Linked DNA regions of Homo sapiens: all the other regions are linked to region 3. A link is a loop called in an ENCODE intact Hi-C map of the cell type or tissue named here. Cell type or tissue: PC-9. All regions are shown on one strand. Links, peaks and the distances in the headings refer to the core of each region. The heading gives the core; the rest is flanking DNA. Region 1 overlaps ABLIM3 (actin binding LIM protein family member 3). Region 2 overlaps SH3TC2 (SH3 domain and tetratricopeptide repeats 2). Region 3 has its middle 79 kb from the start of HTR4. Region 4 overlaps SH3TC2 (SH3 domain and tetratricopeptide repeats 2).

Region 1 (7,651 bases), core at 1,768-6,767, 500 kb after region 3:
TCAACAGCAGTGTTCACTCCTCTCTCTGGCCGAGTTTGGCACTTTCAGTAGCAAAGGAGGAACAGAGTGCCTTGGTCTACAGAAGCAATTCACCTGCTGGGAGGAGAGGAGTGGGAAATTTTTTATGTTAATGTAAAATTCTCATAACACAAAATTAACCATTTTAAAGCGCACAATTCGGTAGCTTTTAGTGCATTCACAATGTTGTACAACCCCCACCTCTATCTAGTTCCAAATCATTTTCATCACTTCAAAAGGAAACCTCATACATGCCATTAAGCAGTCATTTCCCATTCCTCTGTCCCCGAACCCCTGGCAGTCACCAATCTGTTTTCTGTCTCTATGGATTTGCCAATTTTGTATAGCTCTTACAGATGGAACCATACAATATATGTTCTTTTGTGACTGGCTTCTCACCCTGAGAATAATGCTTTCTAGGTTCATCCGTATAATAGCAGGTATCAGCAGGTCATTCCTTTTATGGCTGAACAATATTCCATTTTTGGATCTACCACATTTTTTATGTGGATGAAGATTTTTTAAAAAAATTTTTATTTCCATAGGTAATTGGGGAACAGGATGGTGTTTGGAAGTTCTTCAGTGACGTTTTGTGAGATTTTAGTGCACCCATCACCTGAGTGGTATACAATGCACCCAATTTGTAGTCTTTTATCCCCTACCCCTTTCCCAGCCTTTCCCCCTGAGCCCCAAAAGTCCATTGTGTCATTCTTATGCTTTTGCATCCTCATAGCTTAGCTCTCACTTATGAATGAGAACATACAATGTTTGGTTTTCCATTCCCGAGTTACTTTACTTAGAATAATGGCCTCCAATTTCATCTGGGTTGCTGCAAATGCCATTATTTTGTTTCCTTTATGGCTGAGTAGTATTCCATCATATATACATATATATATATATATGTATGTATGTATATAATATGTGTGTGTGTGTGTGTGTGTGTGTATATATATATATATATATATATATATATATATATATATATATATCACAGTTTCTTTATCTACTCATTGATTGATGGGCATTTGGGTTGGTTTATGTGCATGGAGATTTTAAAGGAGCAGTTCCAAGGTTCCTCCCAGTCTATTGCCACAAAGATAGTGCTGCTGTCATAAAGGCAGAGGTCTGAGAAACCTCATCCTGCTATGGTGAAAAAAAAATCCAGAGGCCAGGCGCAGTGGCTCACACCTGTAATCCCAGCAGTTTGAAGACTGAGGAGGGTGGATCATGAGGTCAGGATATCGAGACCATCCTGGCTAACATGGTGAAACCCCGTATCTACTAAAAATACAAAAAATTAGCCGAGTGTGGTGGCATGCACCTGTAGTCCCAGCTACTCGGGAGGCTGAGGCAGGAGAATCGCTTGAACCTGGGGGCAGAGGTTGCAGTGAGCCTAGATCACACCACTCCCCTCCAGCCTGGTGATAAAGCGAGACTCCGTCTCAAAACAAAAAAAGAAATCCAGAGAGGAAACCTGCCGTAAGAGAATGCCCTAGCTAGGGTCAAGGCCAAAAACTCCAATGCCCACGTCAAGGAGTGGGAAGGGCTGGGAGTCAGAAAGTAGGGAGGGTCACTGGTGACCTGCAGTATCTAAAAACCTTCAGACTCAGAACTGTTTAAAATCATGCTTACTAAACAGAACCGTCCAATGGACCACTTTCAATCACTGTACTTGTAACCTCTAGAATGCCAACATTCTAGAAGACTATGATACCAACTCCAGCTTTGGCATTAAAAAACAAAAAGCATTGGCCGGGCATGGTGGCTCATCCCTGTAATCCCAGCACTTTGGGAGGCCGAGGCGGGCAGATCACCTGAGGTTGGGAGTTTGAGACCAGCCTGGCCAACACAGAGAAACCCCATCTCTACTAAAAATACAAAATTAGCCGGGTGTTGTAGTGCATGTCTGTAATCCCAGCTACTCAGGAGGCTGAGGCAGGAGAATCACTTGAACCCAGGAGGCAGAGGTTGCAATGAGCCAAGATCGTGCCATTGCACTCCAGCCTGGGCAATAAGAGCGAAACTCCATCTCAAAAAAAAAAAAAAAAAAAAAAGCCTTGGCAAATTTAACATCAGGGTGTAGCAGAGAGGTGGGTGGCTTCCCCAACATTAAATCAGCCCCAAATGTTACAGGTGTGGAGTGTGCTATAACCAATCAGAGAGATAAGACTGACTGCTGACTCTGCTAACGATTAAAAATGGCCTTAATACCTGGCTGACAGATAGTTTTGGAGATTAACATCTCTATCTCTGAGTCAGCTGATACAGAAATAGCTAATCCTTCACTTCCATAACCTTCATAGTAGGTTTTAACTGCAGAGCCTGGAATTGTGGGTGACAATCTCAGAGGACAGGAGGAAGTGACTCATGGAACCAGGAGTTGAACAAGCAGAAAATGTTGTACTCTTACAAAAAGCTAGAGCTCTGCCTTATAAAATTGGTTTCTTTATCACATAACATTCCAAGAAAATAAATTTAGAGTGTTATCTGGTATTTAGCCCTGTGGTTCTCAAATTATGAGTCATAAAATCACCTGGGGAGCTTGTTAAATCACAGATTCCCAGGTCCCACCTCCAGGGAGTTGGCGTCAGTGGCTTCTGCAGGGGGGCCCAGGAATCTGAATTTTACCAGACTGCAAGACAGGTGATCCACAGGTCACAGTTTGACACACCCCAATATAGTGAATATGTTTGTAGACTCAGTCTGGAGTTGTGGCTGTCTAATCAGAGTCTAGATTGTACTACTTGTCCAAATCTCTGGGCCCAAGTTAGAGAAGCCAACTGCCTAAGATAGAATGCCATGTTTCTTTTGTTTATTTATTCACTCAATGAGTATTTATTGAGAATCTGCAGTTCCTGCAGATATATCTGTAGGTATAACAGACATGAATCCTCTCCTCATAGAATTTACATTCTTATCAGGATAAATGGGTGGGGCAAATAATTATCTTCTCGGTACAGTAAAACCTGTTAAGATGGAAACAGAATCTCTAAGGATTTGGGGGCTGGTAAACATCCCTTAGTGTAAGTACTGTGTGCTGAGTCTCCTTCCTAATATCACTGCTGAGCATTTATATACCCAATGTGTACTTAAACACTTTTAGGGACAAGGGCTTACTGTCAGTTGAATAAGGCCATTCAGTTCTTAGGTGTTAAATGTTCCTTGCCTGAACCTTCTGCCCTTAGTCCTAGTTCTACAAAACAAATGAATGCCTCTTCCTACAGAGAGTCATTAAAATCTGTAAAATCAGCTTTCACCATTCTGTTAAGTCTCTTCTTCAGGGTAAAGACCCAGCCTTAGAATTGCATTTGAGTCCCCTTCCTAGGATAGTCACCATCCTCTCATGGGTGCATTATACCTAGTATCTTTTTGAAAAAAAATACAAAGGTAGGGTCCAATGAGTCATTCACATGCATTTCTTTGTTAAACACACATGGGCCAGGCACTGTTTTTGGCTCTGGGGATAAAGTCCACTGAAGAGAATAACCATCTTCTTCACCATGATGTTATCCTTCTGTTAATGTCACATTGTTGAGCTATTGGCCTAGGGAATAAGCTCAGAAGACCGTTATTTCACAGGGATCTTCATGAACAAATCATCTTTTCTTGCATTCTTTATGTAAGTTTATTGCTAGCTACCAACTAACTTTTTTTAGCCTCTTTTATTTACAGATATACTACCAACTCCTAAATTCTGATTTTTTTCATTTCTAATTATATTTTTTTTCTTGTTTGATCCTCCTCTCCTTGTTTCTTATGTAAATATGCTTTCCGGTATGCAGAGTGCTGAAGTTAATGGCCATTTTTGGCTCAGTTTTATTTCAGAGTGAAATGCCAATGTTATGGGGTTAGAAAGCAAAAGAGACCCTCTAGTCTGACCCCCTCGCTTGACACATTATTTCCTTGTATGAGGACTTCTGCCCTCTTGATCTTTCCTATGTCTCTTTAACTTAAGTTCATGACCTCCTCAGACCTCTGTGTCCATCTCATCCATTTCCTACAGTGACCTGTAACATGTGTTTCCTGCCACAGCCACAGTCATAAACAATTCCTGATAGATTCGGAAGCAACTCAGAGAGGAACCGGAAACGCTCTCTCTAATAACTCCCTAAAGTAAGAATCCCAACACACAGCTTGGTAGTGGACACACCCTGTGATTGCTGGATCAAGCCACAGACTCAGAGTCCCTCTACTGGGCTCTGAGAACCATTGCATTTTACTTTAGAAAGAATTAAACCCAGTTGAATAATAAGGAATACCCAAGTATGTCGGCAGACAAAAATCAAAGATTCTTGTTCCACAAAAGACAAAACTGCCCGTAAAATTAGAAACTTGGAGATGAAAATAATCTTCAAGGCCACCCAAATCCCACCTTATTGTTCTTCAGATGAGGAAACTGGGACCCAGAGAGAGGATGTGTTAGGGGCTGAGCAGAGACAAAAAACACAGGCCTCCTCACTTCAGGCCTCTCTTCTCTTTTTCACTCCGATTTATTGACCTTTCACCACCATCTCATCCCTTAGCTAGTATTCCGGTCCTGGGGGTTCCAGGCAACAAAGCATAATATAAAGTATATCCTAGAGACAAAGTCAGACAAACAAATGCCATCTGGATGCTCAGGAATCCAGCCATTGCTGGCTTCTTTCCTTTTAGGGCTGGTTACAAGGGGAATGGCTCCAGAGGGATAATATGTTCCTATTTTTCCTTCTAATCCAGGACACCTGTCCCTTCTTTGGGGAATGTGTCATATTTGGGGCTGCTTCTCAACATGTGAGCAGCCACCTGTTGCTCATGCCTTTCCAAATTGGCCTTTCGGGTTTGGGGCTGGCCAACTGGACCCCCACCCACAATAAAATGTGGGCGTTAGCAGTATACTAAATTTGAAGAGTCTGGAGTCTCTGAGGAATTAGCAGGTCAAGGCAATGCTCTCAAGCGGAATATACACCATGACACCTCCTCCCCCTTAAATGTGATAGCTCTGGTAGACAGTCATAAGTCTTTAAGAGAAAAGAAAGCTGGAGTTCACCATGCTCTGTCACTCTTTTTTATCCACACTGTCATTTATTCATTCAACAAATATTTATTGACCACCTGCTATGTGTCACTGACTGCCAATCATGCACTCACCTCTTCACCCCACAAACATGTACGGATCTCTTCTAAGAGCAAAGTCCCGTGCTGGGGACTGTGGGAGATGTAGCAATGAATAAAGCTCAGCTCCCGCCCAGAAGAAGCTCTTGATTTAGTGGGAAATGAAAAATCCATAAGCTACTGTGCCTTAAGGCTGTATGTGTGGAAAGAGACACAAAGAACTATGGATCACAAAGGACAGAGAAGTCACCCCCAACTGGCAGGTAAGAAAGTTTGCAAGAGGATGTCATGTGAGCCCTAGACCTTTAGGAACAGGTAGGATTTGGACACACAGAAAAAGGATGTGAGCGGTCGCATAGGTCTGAGAGGTGCCAGGAGGGAGCTGGGAAAGCCAAGAGGGCCCTTCTGGCAGATGTGTAAGGGACATACGCTGACCACGGAGTGAATCAAGGTGGGACATGGGGAGAGTGCTGGAGGGTTTGAAAGGTCTGAGTCTTCGTTATTTTCATGACCCCTTAGGTTCCGAGGTTTGGCACCCCATCTGCAAACAGGCAGCCCGGGCAGAGAAGAAGTTAAAGGTAAGCAAGCTAGTAGATTCCAGACCAGCACTCCTGCTTTGCTACTTTCTGCCACAGGCTAAGGGAGCTGTGCTTTGGGACAGGGTCAGCATTCCTTAGTGTGCACACTCCCAAATGTGTGCCTATGTCCTTGGATTTTCCTAACGGTAACACCTGCCCCATGGGGTTTTTGAGGGGGTTAAGACATCGGATATGAAAGCACTCTGAAAACTGTAAAGCACTGTATTCATGAGAGTTTTGTGTTTCTGGGGTGAGGCTGTAACTCTACCATTGCTGACCAAGATGGCAGCCTCGCTGAGAAGCTCTCGCCATGGTTTTTCCCAGCCTAAGGTCACTCGTTAATAATAATAGTTAATAATGTCACAGTAATTGACAGTTTACAAAGCATCTTCACAGGCACTGTCTGATTTTACTCCTTTAACCCTGTGAGGCAGATGGGCAAGAAATTCTATCTTTGCCTTGCCTGTGAGAAAACCAGTTCTAAAGAGGTGATGATGTGCCTGCAGTAACAAAGCACAGCCGACATCCCCAGGTACGCGCTGGGCCAGCTGAGGTCCTGTGTCCCTCTGAATTACTGTGTTCTGACAAATGTCAGGAAGGCTTGTGAATCTGGGTTCCTGATACTGCAGAGAGGGATTGAGCCTCCCAGGCTGCAGGAAGGATCCGGCTTCTGGGTCTTTGATGATGTAGAGGAGACACCTGGGGTGTGTGTTGGGGGATGGGGAATGGGGCCTTTACATCCTGGCCCCCGGATATCAAGTTGACCCCTTGGGACTCTATTGTGTTACCTGCTAGAGTCTATCCAACTAGAAAAGCAAGTGCACAATTTCTGACCAGCTAGTTAAACATGTCTTCCTTGCTATCTCATCCACTTAATGAAAGTTTTCTGAAAGAGCCAGTTTATTGATGCATAATTATGTTTTAAGCCCTGAATTTCTTTCCCTGTTTCTTGCAAGACCCTCTCCCATTTAAGGTATAAGACCTAATTGTCCCTTTCTTCATTTTCCTCCCCTTTGGTGGCATTTCCCAAACTTCAGTCATCGTCTACAACCCTGATGCCTGTTGCCATATCTGTGCACCACCTGTTTCATTATATGCTTAATCTTTTTCTTTACATCAAGTCACTACTTTTTATTAACTAACCTTATTTTAAAATAAAACTTTATATTGCCACGTGAAAACCAGTAATACTTGCTATAAATAGAAGGTAATCATAAAATAAATTCAATGATAATGAAATAATTCTTAAGAATAAATGTTTAAAATCCTAGCTAGACAATGTTGTCTGCACTCTCTTTGTTTAAAAAGGGAAATTGGGCTGGGAGTGGTGGCTCAAGTCTGTAATCCCAACACTTTGGGAGGCCAAGGCGGGTGAATCACTTGAGGTCAGTAGTTCGAGACCAGGCTGGCCAACATGGCGAAACCCCAATTCTACTAAAAATACAAAAATTAGCTGGATGTGGTGGCACGTGCCTGTAATCCCAGCTACTTGGGAGGCTGAAGCAGGAGAATCACTTGAAAATGAGAGGCAGAGGTTGCAGTGAGTCAAAATTGTGCCTCTGTACTCCAGCCTGGATGACAGAGCGAGACTCTGTCTCAAAAATAAAATAAAATAGGAAATTGACAATTGTTGAGAGAGTTGTTGAAAAGAATTAGCACCAAACTGAGACGGCCTCCTTGATCTATCAAGGGGATTGAAACGTTAGATTTTACTCTCTAACTCTATGATTCAGTATTATCAAATGTTCCACCTTCATCTTCCCAGAACCACCGCTAGTTCACAGTCCACAATTTAGGAAACTTTATAGCCCCACTTAGAATGCTTTAAATTGTAGGATGAGAAAACTGGGAGAGAATCAAGTGATCCTGAAGCTCAGCCTCTTCATTTCACAGATCAAGAATCCAAGATGCCTAAGACCACATACTTCACCTGTGGGTCCTTGATTCCTAATCCCTTTACATCA
Region 2 (7,651 bases), core at 465-5,464, 300 kb after region 3:
TTAGGGAGTGGTAGAGCAGGACATAAGAACTTCTCTAATTAAAGCAGTGTTCAAGGAGGGGATGGGATGGGGGTACTGTAATCAGCCATTACCATTTGTCCCCATAACTCAGGTAAATGTAGTTTGAAAGCCCATGATGAGAACACTATTAATAGTACCACACTGACTGGGCCCCCATCTCCCTGGGCTGATCGCCAGATTCCCCCCAACACCACGGAAGCTTCTAATCTCAAAACAGCATGTAATTGAAATCTACAACTAAATTCAACTGGGATAAATTGATCCCAAAGTTTTATAGATCTCTTAAATTTTACAATGTATTCCTAAATTTACTATTTCATTTACTGTTTATAACAACTTTATGGTGCAGGTTTTTTTAATCCATGTTTGTAGATTAAGAAAAGGATTCAGAACTGTTCAGTGACATGCTAAGAATTGCATGGCTAGAAAGTGGTAAAGCTGAAACTAAAACTGAGGTCTTCTACCTCTGCGTGCATTGCCTCACAACATCTGCTAAAGTCCTGAGTTCCAGGACAACTTACGAGAATTTAGAATTTAGGGAAAGGCCAAGAAGCTTGACAAATTGCATTAGATATTTCCAAACATGAAAACTGGGTTAGAAGAACATGGCAAAGCTTCTGGCAATATGGCAGGTTAAAGGGCTCTAAAAGGGCCACTCTCCCCCATATCTATAGAAAAATCTGTAACAAAGATGAATATTTTAGTACATTATTTAAAGAAAGAAAGGGAAATCACTGGAAGCCAGTAACAAAAGCAAAAACCAAACCCAGATTGGCAGGTGAAAGCAGATGGCCCAGAGCTCCTGGTGGTTTCAGCTGGGACTCTGGCCTTCAGAACTGGGGTTGACCTTCTAATGCCCACCCCAAGGACAGGAGATGTGATTTAGACCTGCCTGAAGCAGGGAGCCCATTAAACTCCCTGGAGTCTGAAAGAGTTCAACTTCTGTAAAGAGCAAAGAGCAGATTGAAAAATTTCTTCCTACCTGCCGAGAACACACTTTTCATCTATTTGAGTCCCTGGAAAACATCAAACACCTAGGCTTATGCCACTGGGACGTGTGGGATCTGAATTTACACTACCTGGTGTTGGTACCACGATCCAAGAATTAATAGTAAAAAATCAGTCCTGGATCATTACTCCCTAAGGTTCCAGGAGAAGCAAATGCAAAACCTAGTCAGCAAGGTTTTCTTCAGTCCAGGATCCATATAAAACCCATCTTTTAAAATGTTGAAAATTAGTTCATGTAACAAAAAATACAAACCATGCAATAAAATGAACTATTCACAACGAGAGCCAGCAGATACACAAATAACTATATTAACACTACAAAAAACTAGAAATGACAATAATCTGAAGAAGAATTTATATGAATGATTAAAAAGGTGAAATAATAAGAAAAAATAGAAGCTACAATGAAAAGATGGAGCACTGTGAGAAGAAACAGCCATATATGAAAAATAGCAAAATATAAATCGTAGAAAATGGAAAATAAAGGCACAGAAATTAAGAACTACATGGGTGGGTTAAACAGCAAGTTTAGTCATAGCAGAGGTGAGAATTAGTGAAACTGAAGATTATGTCAAGAAAATCAATCAGAATTTAGCCTGGTGTGACAAAAAGATAAAAAATATAAAAGAACTGATTAAGCAAGAATGAGGATAGAGTAAGTCCAACGTACCTCTAATAGGAATTCCAGAAGAGAGACTAAAAAGAACGAGAGAGAGGCAATATTCAAAGGAAGAAGGACTGAAAATTTTCCAGAATTGAAGAAAGACATGAATCTTCATATTGAAGAAACACACCAAGTCCTGAGCAAAATAAATAAATATAATATCATTTTTAACATGATGTCCATTTCTTTATGCTTACAGGTCTTTTTAAGTTCTCTATTTCTCCTACGCCTCCTTTCTTGGTTTAATTACTATTGACAGTTCAACTTTATAGAATGAATGAATTGAATATGAAAGATAAGATCATAAATTAATGAAATAAAAACAAAGAAAGTAGACAAAAATAATCAAAGCAAATGCTGTCATTAATGAAGTATCATTATAAAAACAAAAATCAATAAAGATGGTCAACAAAAGAAAAAATGATTCTCTGAAAAGACAAGCAAAATGGACAAGGCCCTGGCAACATGGATTTGCAATTTTATAGTTAAAGTTATTTTTTCCTGCAAACTTTGAAGATGTTATGCTATACCTAGCTAAATTATAATTCAAGAGTATATGTTAAGTGTTATATATATTTAAGACAGGCCAAGACTCAGGACTGAGAGTATTTATAACCCACAGATCTTCACTGAAAATAGCTACTAAAATAGATACTCTATGAAGAAGAAGTGGACAACTTGCTGTCAATATGTAATAAAATATATTACACGTAGACACATCATGCAAATAAATGGCTATGAGACCAATGGCAAAATTATTAGTGTCAAAAATAGATTCCACAAGAAATTGAATTATAAAGACACAGGCAATATGAAGAATAAAAGAAGGAATGTAACAAAAGAATGTTTTCTAACTGTAATACTATAAAATACTAGCTTTTTTCCTATGTTCTTTTTTCTGGTTTTGAGTACATTAATTTATCAATCTGACTTATTTTTTTAATTTAGGCACTTAAGTATACACACATACTTTAGGGAGTAATACACAAGCACAAAAAGAAAACCTACACGGAGAAGATGGAGACTTCAGCAAAGGCTGAATTTCTTCTCAGACCCTGACACCCAGCAAACATAGACAAGAGTGACACCCAGTGGCCAGTCGGACGGCAGCGTGCAGAGACTTCAGCGGCTTGCTTGCGTGGAGTTGGGTCATTCCTCTGAGCTCAAAACCCATCCCTCTGTTGCTGTGATTCAAGGAGCTCTGATATCTGGAGAGTGCTTTGGGGGATATGCAAGGAGCCAGTTCCCCTCTTCTCCTTGTGCCACCCCTCCCTGTTTTCTGACTCATTTTCCCCTTCGGTACCAATTGTGCAATCTCTGGTGCATTGGGTCCCACAACTGACCAGGCACAGGAGAATGTCATAGTCCACCTCACACAGCACAGAGGACGCTGCTCTTCAGTGTGAGAGGACCCCTTACAACTAAGCCAGTGAAAATATGATGACTGAATTAATTCAGTAGTGCTGACTTACTGTCATTTGAGGTAAATTAGCGTGAGGTGCAGAAGTCCAAATATAAGTTATGAAAATGACATCTGTCCCCAATATCCTATTAAAACTGCCTCTCAAGATCACCACCCACAACAACGGCAATGACACAAACAACAATAAGAACAAGTGCCTGTGGATCATACACACACACACACTGTGCCAGGCACCATTCTAAGGGCTTTGTGTGTATTATTAGCTCATTTAAAGTCACGGCAATCCTATTAGGCAAGTGCTAACATTCTACACATTTTACAGATGAGAAAACTGAGGCATGGAGAGATAAATGAATATGTCCAAAGACAAGGAGCTGGTAAGCCAGTGGAGGCACAAGCTGCACTCACATGGTCATGAATGCCTTTTGGGGACCCTGACTCCACAACTCTGTAAGCCATGTAGCTACTGTGCTTCCAGAAGACCTACCAATGGCCAGTCCCAAAGGCCTTTCTTTCCTCACTTGGCCCTGCTGTACCTCTCTGATGACAGCACAGGTGTCAGCCCCGCCTCCCCCGCAGCTTGTTTCTTCCTCTCTGTGGCTCCTCTGTTTCCTCTCTGCGTTCTCTCTTCCTCTGCTCTGTAAATGGAGGCATCCTCCAGGGTTCTTCCCCCATTCCTATTTTCCATCCTCTTTTTTCTTTCTCCCTTTCACTGGGACTTCTCACCAGAATGTATTGGATTTCATGTCAGGATTTAAAATCACCAGGACATTTAATGAGAGCTCACTGGATTTAATGTCAGGATTCTAAAGTTCCAGAGGGAAGGCCTTGGGTTCAGCTCCTTCATCCCTGGGGTCCTCTGTTCCCCCTGTGGTAACATGAAGGGGTGGTTCAGAGCAATGTTCTCACCTTGGTTGCCCACCAGCCCCACCTGGGGAGCTTTTATCAATATAATTGCCCAGCCTCCATCCAGACCAGTTACACAACAGCCTCTGGAGGCAGAACACAGGTGTCCATATTTGTAAAGCTCCTGGAATCTTTGACTTCCTGTCCATTGGTCCTCAGCAGTGGCCTTCCTCTCCATTCTCACCCTTTTCTAAGTGCCACCGTGGGCTTCTCGCTGGTCTCCTGCCTCCAGATTCCCCCTGATGATGCATGCCTCCCCCAAAGCCAGGTTTCATTTCCTAGAGAAAAGGTCCAGTCATATAATATGTCACCCTTGCTCAGAGACATGCAGTAGCTCCCCATTCTCTGCCAGGTTAAGGAAAGGGCCCTCACACAGGCATTCCCAGGTTTCCAGAGCATGGACCCACCTTTGCTGCACCAGTGACCTTCTGGTAACTTCCTCCAAACTACATGAGTCGTTCTTCAAGCACTGACTCACTTTCCTACCTATGACCTCTTTTCCCATCAACATCTGTTGAAATATTTTACATTGTGCAAAGCTTAATTCACATGTCCCCTTCTTCATGAAGTTCTCTTGATATCCTTTTCTTCCTTACAAGTCCCGATAGTTCTCCATACCTCTCCAGGAGCTCAGTGAGTGGTCTTCCTTGTTTATAGTTATTTGGACTCCCACATTTCTACATAGAAAAAAAATAACCTTCTGTCTCCTCCTCTCCCCACGAAGGGCAGGGCTTACAGGGAGCTTCTGCCCCTTGGTCTGCTCTCTTCATTGGCTATTTCCCACAAGAGAAAGAATTTAAGTCTCTGTTCAGATCGTTAGACATTTCTGGGGCCACATTTTCCCAGTGTAGGGCGCTATGTTGTGTCAGTGTTAGGAGCCAACTCTCCCTTTCCTCGTGTACTTCCTGCGCCCAGGCTTTCTACTGTTTCCTATCCCCACATAGGAAGCCCACTCCAAAAAGATGGAGCAATACCCGATATCTCTGTCCTTCCATGACAGGGTGGGTGGAGCAGGCTGATCACCTTCTCCTGATTGGCCAGGCAGATGGGTCTGCTCCTCAGAACCAGCCTTTCTGGATTCAAGGCAGAAAAGAGTAAGAGAAACACTCTGCCCTCCTAGCCAATGCTGAAGTCACACATTGGCATTCAGCTTGAAAGCTGAATGAGTGAAGATCTACATGGGACCCACCTCCCAGCCCTATGTGGGATCAGCATGCTGCTAATCTATTTCTCCCCGTGTGTGCCCTTCCTCTGAAGGGGCCCTGTGGTTAGACAGTGTGGGTAGCAGGATCCAAGTACCAAAACCACACCCTCAGTGCCTAACAGCATGCCCTTTGTCTTGGAGTTTTGCTTCCCTCCTTGCACAGAGGAAGTCCTCAGTGACCACCTGTTAAAATAAACTGAACTGACGCATTCTCTCCTTTCTATCACTCTCTGTATCAACCTTGGTGTCAGCATGTGCTTTTCTGGCTCCATGTCACCAGGGCACCCTCGAAGCTCAACTGCAAATCTGCTCAAAGAGGGGAGGGAACCCTGGGAAAGGGAGCCCAGCTCCAGGACATGCTCACTGTCAATACTCACATTGGGGAATAAGAATCAGGATCTATGTTCCTGGTGGGGACAAAGCCCACTTGTCCTGAACTTGTCGACTTTCCAATGAACCACTGAAGCCCAGGTATGACAAAGCCGATGATCTCAATGCTTTCTCCCTGGTAGAAATTCAGTTCATCCTTTTCTCCTGGCTCATAACCCGTCAAGGCCTTACAGCGTCCTCTGCCTGTGGAAAATAGCACACAGATCAGCTACAGAAGACATGAACAGCTGAGCCTCCCATCACCTTCCAATGCAATAGAAAATGAGGGGTTCCCAGACTTTAGAATGTCAAGGACCAGTAACATTTCACTCCCCTCCCCACCCAAAAATTGGCAGGAATGACACAGGACAATTTGCTTTTCATTTTGCCAAACTAGGACATATTTTTAAAAGAACTACAATCCACTTTCACCAAAGAAAAAATGTTTTAACAAACACAAAAAAAGATTCTCAGATAGCGGATATGCCTTAAAAATGAATAAACATAGCTTATGGGAAACTGGAAAGCTCACTGTATTGTCCTGGTTTGTCTGATTTTGCCACTGTAATGTAAATGCTTTGTCATGGTTGGCACAAATCCACAGACCAGTGTGTGAGAACCACTCGACCAGAGAAGCTCTCCATGTCCTTCCAGCTCCTTTGGCCTCTATGACCCTCAGTCTCCCCAACTGGAAAATGGGGATAATAGGAATACCTGCTGCTTATAAATATTAAAGAGAATCAAAGAGATACAGTGCACAATGCCTGGTACCTGGTCAACCCTCAATAAACATTAGCCTTATTACCACTGGTGGAATAGAAAGCTGCTAATGACTTAGAAGGATCTAAAAGACTCCCTTTCAGACTATGGTACTCAATCTGATAAATTGCCTACCTAGGATCTAGCAATGACCTTTTGATGAATGTTTTTCTGTCCAGTTTACAAAGTACAATTTGCACTCACTTTCTCAGGTCTTCTCAAGAGCTTCAAAGGGCACGGAAACTATCAGAATCCCCTTTTCCCAGGTTACGGAGGGAGAGAGAGGGTATGAGATTTGTCTAAGGATCTTATGCATGGCAAAACTGAGTCTAGAGCTTAAGTCTTCAGGCTGCTGGTTAGCCTCTCCATTAATCCTGGTGGAGATAAAGGCTTTTATGTGCCTCAGTTTCCATATTTGCTTTAGCTTCTCTGCTAAAGCTACTAGCCTATTTTTTCTGACATTTTTGGTCAAGTTTCTAGATTGTGTTTTCAAGATCAGAAATTCTCACTATTTTGTGGGTCGATGGGATCTACCATGTGTTAAATATCTACATTGTAAGAGAAACTGTGCAAAGTGATTTATGGATGTCATTTTGTTTGGTTCTCATAACAACATTTAAGTTGGTTTTATTGTATCATTTTACTAATGAGGAAGTTGCAACATAGGGCAGGTGGATTGGCCAAGATCACACTGGTTTTAAGTCAAGGAGCCAGAATTTGAACCAGAATAGACTTCAAAGCCTTGCGTTCTAACTACAAGGCTGTACTGCTTTAGGAAGCTAAAAATCTTGTTTGTCATCAGTAATTTATTAGATCTGATGTCTGGGTTCCATAATCCTATTTCTTTTTTTGTGTTATTTGGGCTCAGCACTTATAAAATTGTACTTTGTGGTAGGAGTGTGTGGGAGGGAGGTGAAGGGGAGTTCTAAAGATGAAGATGAACAGAAGGTATTTCTAGATGTCTAAAAAGTGTTGGACTTCATTATCCAGTAGATATGGATCTACAGTACTTACAGATATGTGTGTATACACACATACAGATTACTTAAATTGTGTGTGTGTGTGTATATAATTCATTTATTCAACAAATTTTTACTGAGTACCCTTATGTGCCAGGCATTTCTACTCTTCCTAAATTCAAAGTTAATTTTACAAAACTCTAAGGGAAATTAGAAAATGTTTTGACCAGAGATTGAAACAGGCAGCCCACAGGCCGCATTTGGCTCACGAAACATTTAATTTGGCCCTGTTTTTTCACTCATATATCTTAAAATCCCTAATTATTCCTGCCATTCCC
Region 3 (7,651 bases), core at 1,427-6,426:
ACCTCTCACAACTGTTTCTCAGGATCTTTTTGCAAGATGTTCTCAAAGAACACAGCCCAAGGGACACAGCCCCTGTCTTGGTATAGCCCATGCCAGAAGAACACAGACCTTTTCCTAATTCTCCTTAACCCAGCACATGCTAAGCTGTGAGGTCTGATGTCTACTGAAATATTGATAATAATGCAAGGAAAATGAAAATTTGTAACTGATACGAGATAGAACCACTCCTATGATCCATAGGTCTGAGAGTGTTTTTCCTCCTTCCTTCCTTTCAAGAACTGGCTCATCTCCCCCATGAGAATTTTATTGTCTTTTTTGCCCATTGAGTCCAAACTCTTACCTGCTTCAGCCCCAGAGGAATGAAAAAGCAAACCTACCCCCTTCCCTAATTTAAGGCCCAATTTATTTCTTTGATAGAATAAATCACAATAAAAACATATCCTTTCCACTATTCTGGGCTCCAGACAAGGCCACTAGAAAGTATAGTTCTCTACATATGTTCATCTGACTGGGGGACACAGAACACTTTAATCCACAGTGAACTAAACCACACCAGCTGCAGATCATGTTTACAGCTCAGCTGAAACAAAACATCAGATCTGCCTGCTGCCTGTTGGGAGGAATCAGGTCTTAGGAAGATCTATCAATATTTAAGCCAACATATTTCCCAAGAGAAAACAGTGATTTTTCTGGGATAGCCCAAACTAAATCTACATGAAGAAAATAAAACATCTCTTCTTGTAAGGACACAGTCATATCAAGGATACTCCCAATTTGTATTACTAACAGAGCACATAACTTACATCCTGATCTGAAAACTTTAGCAGGATTTTACTGACATCGTGGGTTCAGAGCTTCCCTGAGTGGAGGGAAAAGCAGGCATCTGTCTTACATGTATGTGATGTAATGTGTCGCCAAAGACTTAAGGCTAGGAAAGCAGTCCAGGAGGGCAAAATAAGCCTTGAATTCCCTGGTGAAGCATGATGAGTGATGTACAGAGGAATTTGGTAAACAGCAGGCTGAAAGTTTATGCTGGCAAATGTTACCTCCAGCAGCAAGACCCAGTATGAGAGACAAATGAAACATCCTTGGCAGCAAAGGCAGGTTTCTATTATCTTTGTTGTAAGGAGGCTTATCCTTGGGTCACAAAAGTCTGTCCAGGGTAATGATTCAGAATGCCATAGGGAGCTGCCAACAGCAAGGGCTGAAGGGAGGATTTGATTCATCTCTTGCTGGTATTGCTTCTCTTGCGGTTTCAATGCTAGAAGTGAAGTATCAGTGACAAGAGCTTGCTCTCCTGGAGAGGTGTTCAGAAGGCACAGGAGCCAGCAAGGTGGGCTCCATTTCAGGTCTTCACCATTTATGAGCTGGGCGGCTGTAACTCTGGGCGAGGTGTTTCAAATTTCTACCTGCCAGCTGGAAAATAGCACAGCGAATGGAGGATCTGGGCATGCTTTACTAGTTTTCAAGCTTGGATGACGGGGGGATTGGCAAAAGTGAACACCTAAGGGGAGATGGATACAGATGGCAAGACAGAGAATCACGGGACCCCTTTTACAAATGAGTAGCCCCCAACTGTCAGATAATTTGAGCTCGGTTTCCCTGCAGTTTGTCCTTTTCAGATTTTTTTGTAAAAGTTTAAAGGAGCTCCAGCACAATTCATTTGACAATAGTAACTATTTACTGTGACTACTTCCAATTGTGGCCAAGATCTGCCCTCTAGTGGTCTGACAATTGCAATGCCTCTTACTATTACATTGTTGAACTTGGTAATTTTCAACGGTCGGGCGACCCCTGTTGTCATAATAGTCGTATCTCAGTATGTTGAGCTAAAAGAAACTTCAAAAATCATCTGGTCTGTTTCTTTTCATAACTAATTCCTCCCAAAAATGCACCTGGCTCTTGCTTTAACACCCAACTCCACGTAAAGATAGCAGAGCAAAACAGGATCACAGAAACTTCTTTCCCCACCTGATGAAATGGTTATTTTTTAAGCCAAATAATACATTAGCGGCTAGAGAGGAAAGGGTACTGCTTGAATCATAAGGTTTGGCATCCATGAAAAGAAAGATTCTGATATGACTGGTACAACTTCTAAGGCCAGCCCTTCTCCCAAAAGCAAAGGTAGTCAACGAAATACTGAGAATTCAAAAGAATATGCTTTAATTAAAAAATAAATAGAAAGCCACACCCACCTCTGAAACTGATTCTTTGGTGAGGAGAAGACACGATAGTTCCAGATAAAGTGAGAAAGACATCAAGGAGAATCCATCCGCGTCATTTTACAGAAACTACAAACAAAACTGCTCCCTGTTAAGCATGAGCAAAATGAAAAGAAACAGTACAAAATTATGCAAATCTGCTACTACAAAATAAGTAGTAAGCAAGAAAAAGGCAAAACAAAACCAAAACCAAAAACCCTCAGGAAGAAAATAAAACTCAAAGGTGAAGTGCAAGTTCTTTTTGAACGCTTAATTACAGAGAAGAGTTCATTAAGAATATCAATTCAGTAAAACAGTACCTCTAAGATAAATTATAAAATAAAGAAGATGGAAGAAGACATTGTGGAGCTAAGAAAAATTGAAAAACAAAACAATGAGTTATAAATGTAATAAGTTATAAATTGCAAAGGAGAGAAAAATGTAGCTGCAAATGTCATGGAGAGATGGCTGGGGACAGTCATAGAAAATGCAGGATGAAAAGACAAAGCAATTAAAATAAAGGTAGATACAGAGAGAAAAAATTATCCAACGTGAAGACAACTGACATCCTTAGAGTACAAGGAAAGAAAAAAGAGAATTCAAAGATATAACCTAAAAAGTTTTCTGAAAAGAAGAACGGTATTAATGGATAAAAAAGAGGACAATTATGTCAAGAGAAATTGATACAGAATGGTCTAAATTGGGAAATTTCCTGGTTAAACTGTTAAGTGTTAAGAATCCAGAAAAAAATTTGACATTTAGGCAGAAAACGGCAAGTCAGCCCCTATAGGGGGAAAAAGTCAAGTGGTTTCAAGGCTTTGCCATGGCAACTCCAGTACCAAGGGACATGGAGTAATGACCACCAACTTCTGAGAGAAACAACATGATTCAAAAATATTGTACCAAGCTAGGGTGTCACCAAGCATGGAGATAAAGGGCAGATATTTTTTGACACGCAAGAGCTCGGGAAATATAATACTCATGAACTCTTTTTGAAACAAAACCAAACTACACACAACTGGCAAGTAATCCCATCGAACAAGAGATGAAAAATAATAAAGAACTCGAGTGAAAAAGCTGTGATGAAAAGAACTCATGTGGAACACCATGTTTATTTAATTTCACAGCTAAGGCTAATCCTGTGTGGCCTTGAAGGTAGTATAAGGGAATGTATCATTAAGTCCTAACAAAGTGAAAATAATATAAGCAAAACCTGGAAAAGAGTGAGATGAAAGGAAGAGTAAACAGTAATTATCTTATCTTTTGTAACAGGGGTCAGCAAATGACAGCCTGTGGGCCAAATGTGGCCCACTTCCTGTTTTTGTAAATAAACATTTATTGAAACACAACTACATTCATTCATTTACGTATTGTCTCTGGCTGCTTTCACGCTGTAATAGCAGAGCTGAACAGTTGTGACCAAGTTCTTTTAGCCCACAAAGCCTAAAATATTTACTACCTGACCCTTTGCAGGAAACATTTGCCGAGAGAGAAAAGCTCATTAAGAATATGAATTCCGTAAAACAATACCTCTAAGATAAATTATAAAATAAAGAAGATGAAAGAAGGCATTGCAGAGCTAAGAAAAATGGAAAAACGAAACAATGAGTTATGTTTTGTAACACTATTTTACAACACTGAGACAATCTATAATAACTAAAATTGAAATGTGTGGCTCAAAAAATGAGTCCGTTTTTAAAAATGCTTCAGTAATGTCTTTAACTTTAGAGGGATCTCTACTGAGGACGTTTTTATCCAACAGGATGTGTACATATACAGGCACAGAGAGATGTCTAAAGTAATATTCATCAAAAGTACTTGTTACTCCCACATGGTAAAATATGGAGTAATGTGTTGCTTTTGTGTTGGTGTAGTGTCTGATTTTTTTGTAATGAGCATGTATAATTCTTTAGAAAACAGTAAGAGTAATTCAAGTGATTAATTACTCTTAAAAATAAAAAGGCCAGTCGATTTCATCTTCAACCCAGCTTTCCTAAGAACAGTCAACCTGTTATTTGGGAGCTTCCTCAGGCCCCCTTCTCTTCACCTCAAAATTTTGGTATGAATTTTGGAAATGTGATTGGAGGATTCCTGTATATTCCATAATTAAGCGTCGGGGAGTTTTCTTTCTTCATTTCCTAGATTTGCCATCAATGTGGATTAAGAATTACTTGGAACAGCAGAGGGCGCCCTGCTCCATGTTTATAGGAATGTAATGTAAGTACCTGACCAGTACTGCCGTTTGGAACTTGTGTGAATGAAAGCCAGTAAGTGATCGCCTGTAGGACTCAGTTTCCCCATCTCCCACACCTTTCTTCTGCCAACCCATCCCCCACACTGCAGAACAGATCATGCCGCCCTTCTGACAGCAACCCTTCTGTGACTTCCCTTTGCACTCAGAATAAATTCTCAACTCCTTAACTAAGGCAGAAGAGGCCCCCACACGATCCCGCTCCTGCCATCTCACTCCATGCTCCACATTACACTTGATACCTCCACTACGCTGGCATTTAGTCAGTGTCTAGACCATATTGAGCTCTTTCCCATCTCTGGGCCTTTGCATTTGCTGTTTCCTCTGCTGAGCAATTTCCTCTCCCGAGCTCTTTGCATTTTTAAGGAATCTTTCTCAATGTTTGTCACCTCCTCAGAGAGGCCCTCCGTGATGACCCTACCAAAAATCTCACCCACTTTATTTTCTATCACAGCACTATTTATATTATCTTACTTCTACTTCTCACAGTCTGTGATTGTTTTATTTGTTACTATGTTTTGTCTGTCTCTCCCACTAGAACCTAACTTCCACAAGAGCAGGAAGCTGCCTGTTTTCTTCATTGTTACATCTTCAGCATCAAGCGCTTAGTAAGTACTCATAAATATTTGTTGAATGAATGAATAGACTTGCAAGATGTGTGTCCTGGCTGCTCTCTCAAGGCTACTATAAAAAGAAAAAGTGAGAAAGTTCTTGTGGTGGGTCAAATTGTATTTCTCTCTAAATTTATGTGCTGCAGACCTAACCCCCAGTACTTCAGAATATGATTGTATTTGGAGATGGGGCCTTTAATGTGGCACTTAAGGTAAAATGAGGTCATATTGGTGCACCCTAATCCAATTTAACTGGTGTTTTTATAAGAAGAGCAAATGCAGACACACAGAGAGACACCAGGGGTGCACAAGCACAGAGAAAAGACCACATGAGGCTGCTGACTTCAAGCCAAGGAAATAATTCTCAAAAAAGCCAAACCTGCCCACACCTTGCTCTTGACTTCCAGCCCCCACAGCTGTGTGAAAATAAATTTCTGTTGTTTAAGCCACCCACTCTGTGGTACTTTGTTATGGCAGCCCAAGCAAACTAATACACACCTTTATAAATCAAATAGTAGTAAGCAAAAGTGACAACTTAATATTTGAAAGAGCAATGATTAGGCATTAATGGTGGATTGAAATGGCAAGTTATGTTACAGCTATTCCATTGACGGAACAGAACTTGAGAAGGTAAATACTGAAGCTGGAGAGGCAGGGATGACTACATATTTTGCAGAGTACAGGGCAAAATCAAAATGTGGAGTTCCTTGTTCAAAAGGCAGGAAAAAAGTGCTGTTAAAGATACAAAATATAAAACTTTCTCTTTATTCCATGGCTTCTTTCTCCACTCATCATAGTGTTTTTACTTTGCTATTTATGTAGCTCTAAGAACAATTTAAAATTATCAGCATCAATTTTACCACTTGTCTTTATATTGTAGAATATTAGTTTTAAAATATAACATTTAAATATTAGTTTAAATGTCACAGCATTTAGCTTGATGTAGAAGCACTGAAATTACATTTTCTGTATCTGGTAGCTCACACATGCATAGGTATTGCCTCCTCATCAGAACTGTGGAAATGCTGCCAAGAAAAACAAACTCAACTGTGTTTATTTTACTTCTTGACATGTGCATATTCTACCAACACTATCTTCAGCTTACTGGCGAGGAAGGAAGGAGTAAAATGAGAAGACACTATAGGCCATCCACATTTCCCTTTCCTTCTGTGTCACCATTTTCAGCCTCAGTGGGTGGCTAACACAGGGAAGTAACATGAGTAAGAAAGGATATGAAAGGGATCCTTGGTCATTTGTGTTTCTCAGAATGCCACTGAACAGAAAGCATGGCCCCTGGGGGCTGTCAGTGTCCCCATTTACCCAGTAGATGTAACACACTCTGTATTCGCTGTGATTCTCACTGCACTCCATGTGTCCTGGGTACAGTTGACTTCTCTGTCCAGGGCATCCTAAATGTTATATGTGAGTGGGGAGGCAAGGAATGGCAGTGGACCCATAGATTACACGTGTTTCCTCTGATCCCATGCATGCTCCACTGTCTCATTGGACTTTACCTATAGAACACAAGTTCAAAGAAAAAATTATTCAGGATTTCAGGACGGCTACAGCAGAGCATTAAACCACATGCATGGCCCTCTGAGTGTGGGTCCCTGTGCAACGCGCACAAATCATGAGCTCTTGGAGCCAGCCCTGGAGAAAAGTGAAGCCATCCTTCAAAGAGCAAAGAAAGTAAATGGGTCCCAGACTGCTTGCAAGCTAATTCCCAAAGAATAAATATCCTGCGGAGGTCCCTAAAGCCTTTCTATAGAGAAGTGCCAAAGTGTGGTTCAGTACCCCACCCTTAGCAGGAGACACAGGAATTAACAGTCATGTGCTATTGATTTTCACGTTGGCACGTATTATCTCAGGTTCTATGGGATTTGCAAGTGAGACTGAGAACCTATAAACATATAAAACCATCTTCCTAGGGAAATTGTGTTTCTGAGTTTCCAAAGACCAACTTGCAAATCTTCTTTGGGAACCCACTCTATTTCTAGGTAAAAGCTATTCACACCTGGGAGTCCTGGGAGGCCATTTAGCTCTTAACAAGGCAGAGGCCAGTCAGGCACTTTACTGAGATCATTAAGAGACAGGTGGAGGCAACCAAGTACAGTGGGATCCCTGGGCTGGAAGTCGGGAGACATGGGTGGGAGGATGACTCTGATAGTAAAGTGTGTGAACTTAATCAACTTGCTTTCAAACACAGAGTCTCATTTCTCTCTTTTGTGAAACAAGAAAGTTGGATTTGATGGTCCCCAAGGGCCCACACTGGGCTAAAAATAACCAAAACCAGGAAAACTTTCTGACAGAGAAGGCAGAGAGAAAAAAAAAATGCCAAAGTCACATGGAAGAACTTGGCAGTGAAAAATGAACTGAAGACGCTTTTAGAAACCTCTGTGGGCTGGTTCCCTTTGCAGGTCTTCTAAGTCCCCTGGATGTTGAGGTCTGACTTCTGCCAGACCAGAAGAGTATGACCTGGGCAGGGTCTCCAGCAGCTTCTCCAGCTCACCTGTCCTCCTGCCCACTAGCCTGGGCAGTGCCTTTCCCCTGTCACTCTCTAGTCCAACTTTGGCCAACTGGTGACCCTG
Region 4 (7,651 bases), core at 1,850-6,849, 270 kb after region 3:
AGAGTGAGGGGGTACATATCAGGAAATATATGCTGTCCCACCGAAGAGGGAAGACCGCCAAGTGAGAGGCCCAGTAGCAAAGAGCACCCCTAACATACACACCCTCCCGCTTAACGGTGTGGGACCCAGGAATAGATGTGCTTATTAAGAATCTACTCAGTTCTGCTTCATTGTGACAGCTACCACCAATTGACATTCATACCAAGCCATCCATACATCTCGTCTCAATTAAAAGTCTGAGCAGAGGAATAATTGAAGCTTAAAGAGGTAAAGTAAGTTGCTCAGGTCACTCAGTGATGAAAAGGAGAAAGAGCTTCAGACCCAAGTGTCCCTGAATGCAGGACCAGGGTGCCTGGCCACACCTCCAGGTTTGGCTGCACTTCTCAATGTCAAGGCTTACATGCCTCCAAAGATGGATTTCCTTTTTAGCCATTTCCTTGTCTATGACATAAGTAAGTCTGATATAATTCTGACAGCCCTGGGCTCAGGGAAGTTAATTAATTTGCAGAAGGTCACACAGCTAGTAAGAAACAGATTCTAACCTAAGTATGCCCAACTCCAAAACACATTACATTGCCCCCACCTGAGCTGCCACCTGAGTGAGTGCAGAGCCCATTCCCTTGAATTTCTTCCTTCTTTGCCGCTTGTCCACACATCTCAATGGGAGCAATTAAAAGAGGAAAAGAGACCAAAACTGACAAGGTCATGAAAAACAAGGAAAGGCAGAAACCGTCATAGACCAGAGATGCATAGGGAAATATGGCAACTAAATCCAATGTGGGATCAGAAGAACATTAGTGGGGAAAACTGTTGATATCTGAATCAAGGCTGGAGTGTTGTGTTGCAATCGCCAAGTCCTAATGTGTTTTCTACCTTCTCCACTGCTGCCCTAATCTAGTCTCATGCTGCTTCTAGAATCATCTTTCCAAAGCACAAATCTGACCATGTTTCTTTCAACTGCTTATAATCCTTCTATACCTTCCCCTCAACCTCCAGGTAGAATCCAAACCCTCTTTGCTTCCCTGAATCTGCTCCAGCCTCACTGCACTCAGAGTGACCTGTTCTCAGAAAACATCACCCCCTGTCCACCCTCTGGACCTTTGCTTGACACATGCACTGTCTGTCAATACCAACCTGCTGGTCTGCAGTTAGAATTAAGTAAGTGTCCCTTTCAGAACTCAGTTTGGATATCACGTCCTCCAGAAAGCCCTTCCTGATGCCCGTAACCCTGTCTGGGTAAAATCCCTTCCCCGCAGTGCCTGTAACATCCTGTAACTAACACCAATCACAATGCTTCTGATACTGAATCATATTACATAATATATCATTTGCCCCTTTCCTGTCACCCAGCTGAATCCCCACTTCCCTGAAATGTGTGCCCAAACCTGGCATTGAATGACACTGACCCTCCTCAGAAGGAGCTCAGTCCTCTTCCCTGCTTACTCCATTTCTCTGAGTGTGCAAGGAAAAAGTGGTTGTTGCTAGTCTGTCATCTACACTCTCTGCCACTTATTAATCTCTCTGTTTTCAAACAATGCCAGATAAGGCCTAGGCTGGGTGCTTGCAATGAGCAACAGGACCTAGCTTGAAGTTAATGCATTATTTTATTTTCATTGTATTTGCCATTATTTACATAATTCTGTTTATGGAAAACAATACAAGTTTTTCTTCTATATAGACTAGTCATCCCTTATAAAAATAAGTTAATATGAGTAAAAGAAGTAAATCAATTTAGAAAATGTTTTGTAAAGGCTCTTTGGTGCATATCGTGATAAATGCATGCATACATACACACACGTGTACATATACACACACAACTGTGAAGGAAGCCCTGAACAGCAGAAATCCTGTCATTTGTGCAACTAAGTCCTTGAGTCATGAGACCCCCGCCTCAAGTACCACTGTCTTTGCCACTAACTACCAATGTGTCTGGGAGAAAGTTACCCTTCTGTTCCTCAGTTTACTCACCTGTAAAAAGAAGATAATATAATTGAGCTATAAAAATATATTATTTCATCTCTCCAATACTATTTCTCATCCTATTCATACAGTATAAAAATAGCACTGCTGAAAAACCCAGAGGTGAGGTTCTTTTATCAGAGGACAAATATCTGAGATGTGTAGAGGTTAAGTGACTTGCCCAAGGTCGCACTGCAATTTAATATCAAAATCAAGACCAAAATACAGGTTCCCTTTAGTGATAGGCTTCCTGATCCCTCATCCTAACACCCTCCATTCCTGCATATTCCCTTCCCCAAATAAACTTCTGCCAAATGAGGTGCATTATATTTACAAAGAGGAAGAAAATGAACACACACACACACACATACATATATATACACATGCACAATATAAAGGCATCTTAAAATAATGGAAAAGCAAATAAGAAAAGGACAAAAGCAATATTGGATTTCAGAATGTTAATACTGTTGGACAGGGAACTAGTATACCTGAAAGCTGAGAAAACATGTTACAGGGTTTTCCACAATGTTGCAATGCCCTTCTTGTTCTTTATTTAGATTAGATGTAAGGAGCCAGCAGTCACACAGCCCATATAAGATTTGAGGGAACAATTAGAATAAAGAGGGTAACTAGATCATGTTTGGCTATGATACACTTATTTTTTTAAATGTTTAAGTAGAGACCAAATCCAATCACCACTTTACTCTCTGTGGATCATGAAAAAAAGACAGCATCAACATGTTTCCAAAGGGAATAGCTGGCCCACATTTCAAAAATGAAAATTTTAAACACTTTTTAAAAGAGTTTTAGCAAGCGGTTTACATATAGAATGTAGTAATTGCAATTATATAGCACAATGTTTTTCTTATTTTAAAAAAATAGTCTTACCCTTGTCTTTGGAAACATGCTAAACATTTTTATAACTGACCTGGTTATGGGTAAATTCATCAGATTTATAGGTAAATCAAAGTGCACAGAATTGGGAAATTTTAGCTAAAATTTCCAAGGAGATGTAACATGGATAGAAACAACGCTCTTCACGTATGTGTGTGTATGTGTATGCATATGCAAATGCATGTGCATATTTGCAGCAATTGAGAAAGATCTGTCCAAACAGAAGTTCAAGTCAGAAGACACAGAAGTTTCAACTGATTATAAAGCTCAATGGAAGCCAAGGACAGATGTGGCTGCTGGGGAGAGGAAGAATCAAATTAAGTATAGTAACATCCCTCTGTACTCTTCACCCACCGGCCAATATCAAAAGCCTCATGCAGTTGTGGGAACTGCTCTTTCAGAGAAACAGAAACAAATCTGGCCAGAGGAGAGTGAGTGGTCAGTGGGAAAAGGGAGGGGATCTGTAACCTGAGTCAGATGGGGAATGGCCAGTGGCATGGTTTCCAGGGCTGTGTGAGCCTTCTTCAAATACACGATATGTAACTGTTCTGGAATGTGTGTGCCCCTGACTGTCTCCCAGGAATGTTGTTGAAAGGACTATGCACGGGAGATTAGACTGAATAGCCTCAACCGCAACGTCCCTCCCAGCTTGGGGCTTTTACAGCTTGTGGTGGGGGCAAAACCACATCTATTCTCCATGGTAGTAGATTAGATAACTTTACTAATTAGACAACTGGAAGCTTCTCCTTCCTGGAGAATACTCTCTAGAGTAGACAGCCTTTTGACAACCAACCACATCTCTAAGAGAAAATGTGTGCCAATTAGTAGACAACCTTGATGACTAGAAGATGCAATGGCGGCTCAACTCACCACTCCCATCTCACCCTTTCATACAACCAATCATCTGGTCAGCCCAAGAAGCTAGAAATTAAGGGCAGATGGTCTGATAATAAAAGCTAAGCTGATGGGCATCAGATGCAGGGAATTATGGCTGGTATCCTTGTGGTTCACAGAAAAGGAGCAAGGGTGAACCACCTGCATCAGGCTTGCTTGAGTTGCTTTCTAAAAATGCATGTTCCTGGGATACATCCCAGATCTACTGAATCAGAATTATTAGAGATAGAAACCAAGAAGTTCATGTTCCACAACCTCACCAGGTAATAGTTATGCACACTATCTGAGGGCTCTTGCCCTGCAGTGGTGCTTCCCATACTTTAGGGTGCATTAAAATCACCAGGAAAGCTTGGACGAGTCAGCGTTCTGGGATCCAGAGATTCTGATTCAGAGATCATAGGTGGGGCCACAGATTTTCATTTCAAACAATCTCACAGGTGATGCTGATGCTGCTGGTTAGTGGACCATATTTTCAGTTTGCTGAAATTAGAGAATTCCCAATTTCATTATCAAAGAACTCAGATACTGTGGTAGGTCACTTCTGAAATGATCCCCAATGATTCCTCACCATCTGGTATTCAAGCTGTTGGTAAACACTCCCCTCTTGTGGGAGCTAGACCTAGTGACTCATTTATTATGAATTGAATAGGCAAGACTAAGGAGATGTCACTTCTGTGATCAGGTTATAGAAAGAGTCACTCCCTTTTCTCCTGCTCACTCTGGTTCTTGCTCCTCTTGTTTGCTCCCTCTAGTGAAGCATGGTGCCATGTTGTGACTGCCCTGTGGAGAGGCCCACGTGGCAAGTGGCTGCAGGAAGCCTCTGGCCAACAGCTAGCAAAAAACTGACTCCTAACAACAGCTGTGTGGGTGAGCTTGGAAGCCCATCCTTCTCTAGTTGAAGTTGAGATAACTGCAGCCCCAGCTGATTGCAGCCTGTGAACCACCCTAAGCTGGTGGGCTCAGCTAAGTCATGCTTGGATTCCTGCCCTTCAGAAACCATGAGATTATAAGTGTTTTAGGCCACTCAGTGTGCTATGCAGTGATGTTATTAATAGAGATGCTTTGTAAAGCAGCTGCCCTGAAATCAATAAGATGCCTTGTAGTTGGGTATGGCACATGCCTGTAGTTCCAGCTACTCAGGAGGTTGACACTGGAGGATCACTTGAGCCCCGGAGTCTGAGGTCGCAGGAAGCCCTGACTGTACCACTGAACTCCAGCCTGGGCAACAGAGGAGAAACTGTCTCAAAAAAAAAAAAAAAAAAAAAAGACATGTATTGGTATTCTCTCCCATCCATCAAGTCCTCCATCTCATCTGCCCCCATTGTGGATGAGACAAAATGTGTGTGTAAATGTAACTGGACAATATTTAATCATATACACTATTTACATGTAATTTATGTCATAATTTTCTTAACATTCAATTTCCAAGCCTTTGCTCTTGGAAAGCTTCCCTGGAGCTTCTGGGAGGTTATGTGGGAGCACAGCCTTATGGCAGGAGGAAGATGGTGAATCCAAGTCAGGTTTCGTGCAATCCATCTGGCCATTCTGAGGCTGTGTCTTTTGAGCTAAGATCCTGGTGAATTCTCTCCTGTCAATCCCTGTGAGCATGAGGAGTGATACATACTTTGGTTCTGAAGAAAGAAATGGAAAAAACTACAGGTTCCTCTGCTGGCAAGGGGAAGGGGTCTTTCCCTGAGAAAATCGGTGAAGAGCACAAATTCCAATCTGCTTGCCTTTGCACCAGTGCAGTGACTGATTTCCTCATTGGGGGAGGAAGGAAGGCTCCTGGAGGGCAAGATCCCTCATCTTCTCCAGAATTATGTATGGAGAAAGTGCTTTTCAGAGGCTGTTTGTGTGGAAGGCAACAGTCAACCGGTAAAGGCTCCAGATGCAAAGCCTGGAACCAGGAATTCTCATCGCTGCACCATCAAATCTTTCTGTGGCCTGCAATGAGCCCTTCTCCTCCTGGACTTCATTCTTCTTCTTGTGAAATGAGGGGGCTAGGCCAGGTAAGGACTCGGACCCTCCCAATGAGTATTTAAGAGCCTAGGGCAGTGGGGTCAGAGTCTGGCCATGCCAAATGTCCAGAGACAGGACAGCTTTCCTCAGAGGGCCAGGCCACCACCACTCAGCCACCGCGCCCTCTCTGAGGAGCACCCGGAGGGCCTGCTGTGCCACAGGGGGCTCTGGCAGATGTTGTCCAGCCTGCTCCTAATGGTGTCCTGAAGCTCCTCATCACCCAGCAGGACCGCTGCTGCCAGGGCCAGAAGGAAGTACTCAGTGGCATCATGGGCATCCTAACCCCGTGGTATGGGGGCAAAGAAGAGACAGCATTAGCAAACACTTCCAGGACAGGCTAGGAGGCTGTGCTGGCCACTCTAGTTTTTTTTGTTTGTTTGTTTGTTTGTTTGTTTGCCCAACATCCAATCCCCATCTCCTGAGTCCTTAGGGAGCCCCTCTCTCCCTCCACTGTGGTCCTTGGGACATTGCTAATCACAGTGCCCTGCACTCCAGGCACAGAGGTGGTCCCTTACTGAGGCTCAGCCAATCATGAAACATCATTGCCCTGGGCACAGTGCTTCAGGGATGTGTACATGACCCAAACTTGGCCTACATCTGCCACTCCCTGGGACTTTCCACTGTGTCTCAATAAGGAAAATAGTCCCTCTGAAGTGGCAGGTTCAGAGGTGGACTTGAACCTGCCAGTAGCTAGAAGGGGAAAAGGCCAAGAAACAAAGCAAAGTAGAAACATACAGAGTCAAGGAATACAATGAGAGGTGGGGAAATCCCTGATGATGATTGAGAAACAGGATCCAGAGCTATCTGCAGTTAAATTTGTAGCTCAGCCTTCACATTCTTTGAGCCAGTAAGTTGCCTTTTTTGCTTAAGGAAGTTTGAACTGAGTTTTTCCCTTTACAATCCGTGGAGTTCTTGGTTGACATGATCAGATCACACACTTTGTCCCTGAACCACTTACTGGGAGCTATGGGGCAGAGGCAAGATGGCTAGAGGGTGCTTCACTACCCCCGGCCCTCCCTACATGGTAAAGATGAGAAACAGATGCTTCTTTGGGTGAGACTCAAAAAGGCTGCCTGGTTTCCATTAACCCTCATAAGTCAGTAATTAATTCAGGCCAGAAGCAAAGCCTGGCAAATAAGAAAAGGACAGCAGAGCTGCCCTGAGGGTTCCCTGGGGGCCAAACACAGGAGTGACTCAGAAGCCACTATATTAAGAGATTAAGGGTTGTGCTTCAGGGGACAGGGACCTCTAGTAAAAGGAAGCCAATCCTAGGGACACAGTTTGGGGGTCAGGGTTGTAACAGAGATTTGCAACCAACACAACTCTAGAAGTCACCAAAATAATAAGAAGTTCTGGGGTGGGCATAATGGCCTACTACACCTGTAATCCCACCATTTTGGGAGGCCAAGATTGGCAGATTGCTTGAGTCCAGCAGTTCGAGACAGGCAACATGATGAAACCCCATCTTTACAAAAAATACAAAAATTAGCCAGGTGTGGTGGTGTGCACCTGTGGTCCCAGCTTCTGAGGAGGCTGAAGTAGAAGGATTGCTTGAGCCCCAGATGCAGAGGCTGTAGTGAGCCAAGATTGAGCCATGCTACTCCAGCCTGGGCTACACAGCAAGACCCTGTCCCAAAAAAAAAGCAAGCAAGCAAAAAAAGAAGTTCTAGATTCAGCAAGCAAGAGAAGCAGGGATAAAACCTTCTTAAGATCTAAGTATACTTAGTTTAAAGGCCCCATACCTCGTTATCTCAAACATGTTAATATGCACCCACATTTCTCATAAAATGTAGCTTTACATTACTTTATAAGAAATGAGTTGCAGTTGACTAGTTGGTCTGTAACATTTTATGGACAAACTCTTAAGTATTCATTTTGATCT

The links. Peaks named below come from ENCODE experiments on the same cell type or tissue, not always from the same donor. Only the 100,000 strongest peaks of a DNase experiment are listed, where the experiment ranks them.
Region 1: it touches region 3 in a loop (26-fold over the local background); 14 of 110 quality-filtered maps call a loop at or near these places.
Region 2: a loop joins it to region 3, with 16 times the contacts of the local background. A loop is called at or near these places in 101 of 110 quality-filtered maps.
Region 4: it touches region 3 in a loop (5-fold over the local background); 83 of 110 quality-filtered maps call a loop at or near these places.

The regions. Positions count from the first base shown.
Region 1 is chr5:149,225,021-149,232,671 of GRCh38, forward strand. ABLIM3 (actin binding LIM protein family member 3) reads left to right here. Exons shown (of 24, transcript NM_014945.5): 9 at 5,629-5,687. Among named protein-coding and RNA genes, the nearest start is that of AFAP1L1, 43 kb to the right of the region's middle. In PC-9, for the core only: a CTCF peak has its summit at 4,136; DNase peaks (open chromatin) are centred at 2,361 and 4,201; H3K27ac peaks cover 503 bases.
Region 2 is chr5:149,032,692-149,040,342 of GRCh38, forward strand. It overlaps SH3TC2 (SH3 domain and tetratricopeptide repeats 2), which reads right to left. Exons shown (of 17, transcript NM_024577.4): 8 at 5,604-5,799. Among named protein-coding and RNA genes, the nearest start is that of MIR584, 26 kb to the right of the region's middle. In PC-9, for the core only: CTCF peaks have their summits at 2,777 (motif pointing left) and 2,981; DNase peaks (open chromatin) are centred at 2,810 and 4,490; H3K27ac peaks cover 3,498 bases.
Region 3 is chr5:148,729,385-148,737,035 of GRCh38, forward strand. No RefSeq gene overlaps it. Among named protein-coding and RNA genes, the nearest start is that of HTR4, 79 kb to the left of the region's middle. In PC-9, for the core only: CTCF peaks have their summits at 1,734 (motif pointing left), 1,940, 4,381 (motif pointing right), 5,396 and 2 weaker places; DNase peaks (open chromatin) are centred at 1,747 and 4,407; H3K27ac peaks cover 623 bases.
Region 4 is chr5:148,998,856-149,006,506 of GRCh38, forward strand. SH3TC2 (SH3 domain and tetratricopeptide repeats 2) reads right to left here. Exons shown (of 17, transcript NM_024577.4): 17 at 1-6,047. The coding sequence ends at 5,856. Among named protein-coding and RNA genes, the nearest start is that of MIR584, 60 kb to the right of the region's middle. In PC-9, for the core only: a CTCF peak has its summit at 4,328 (motif pointing left); DNase peaks (open chromatin) are centred at 3,406, 4,376 and 6,456; H3K4me3 peaks cover 427 bases; H3K27ac peaks cover 5,000 bases.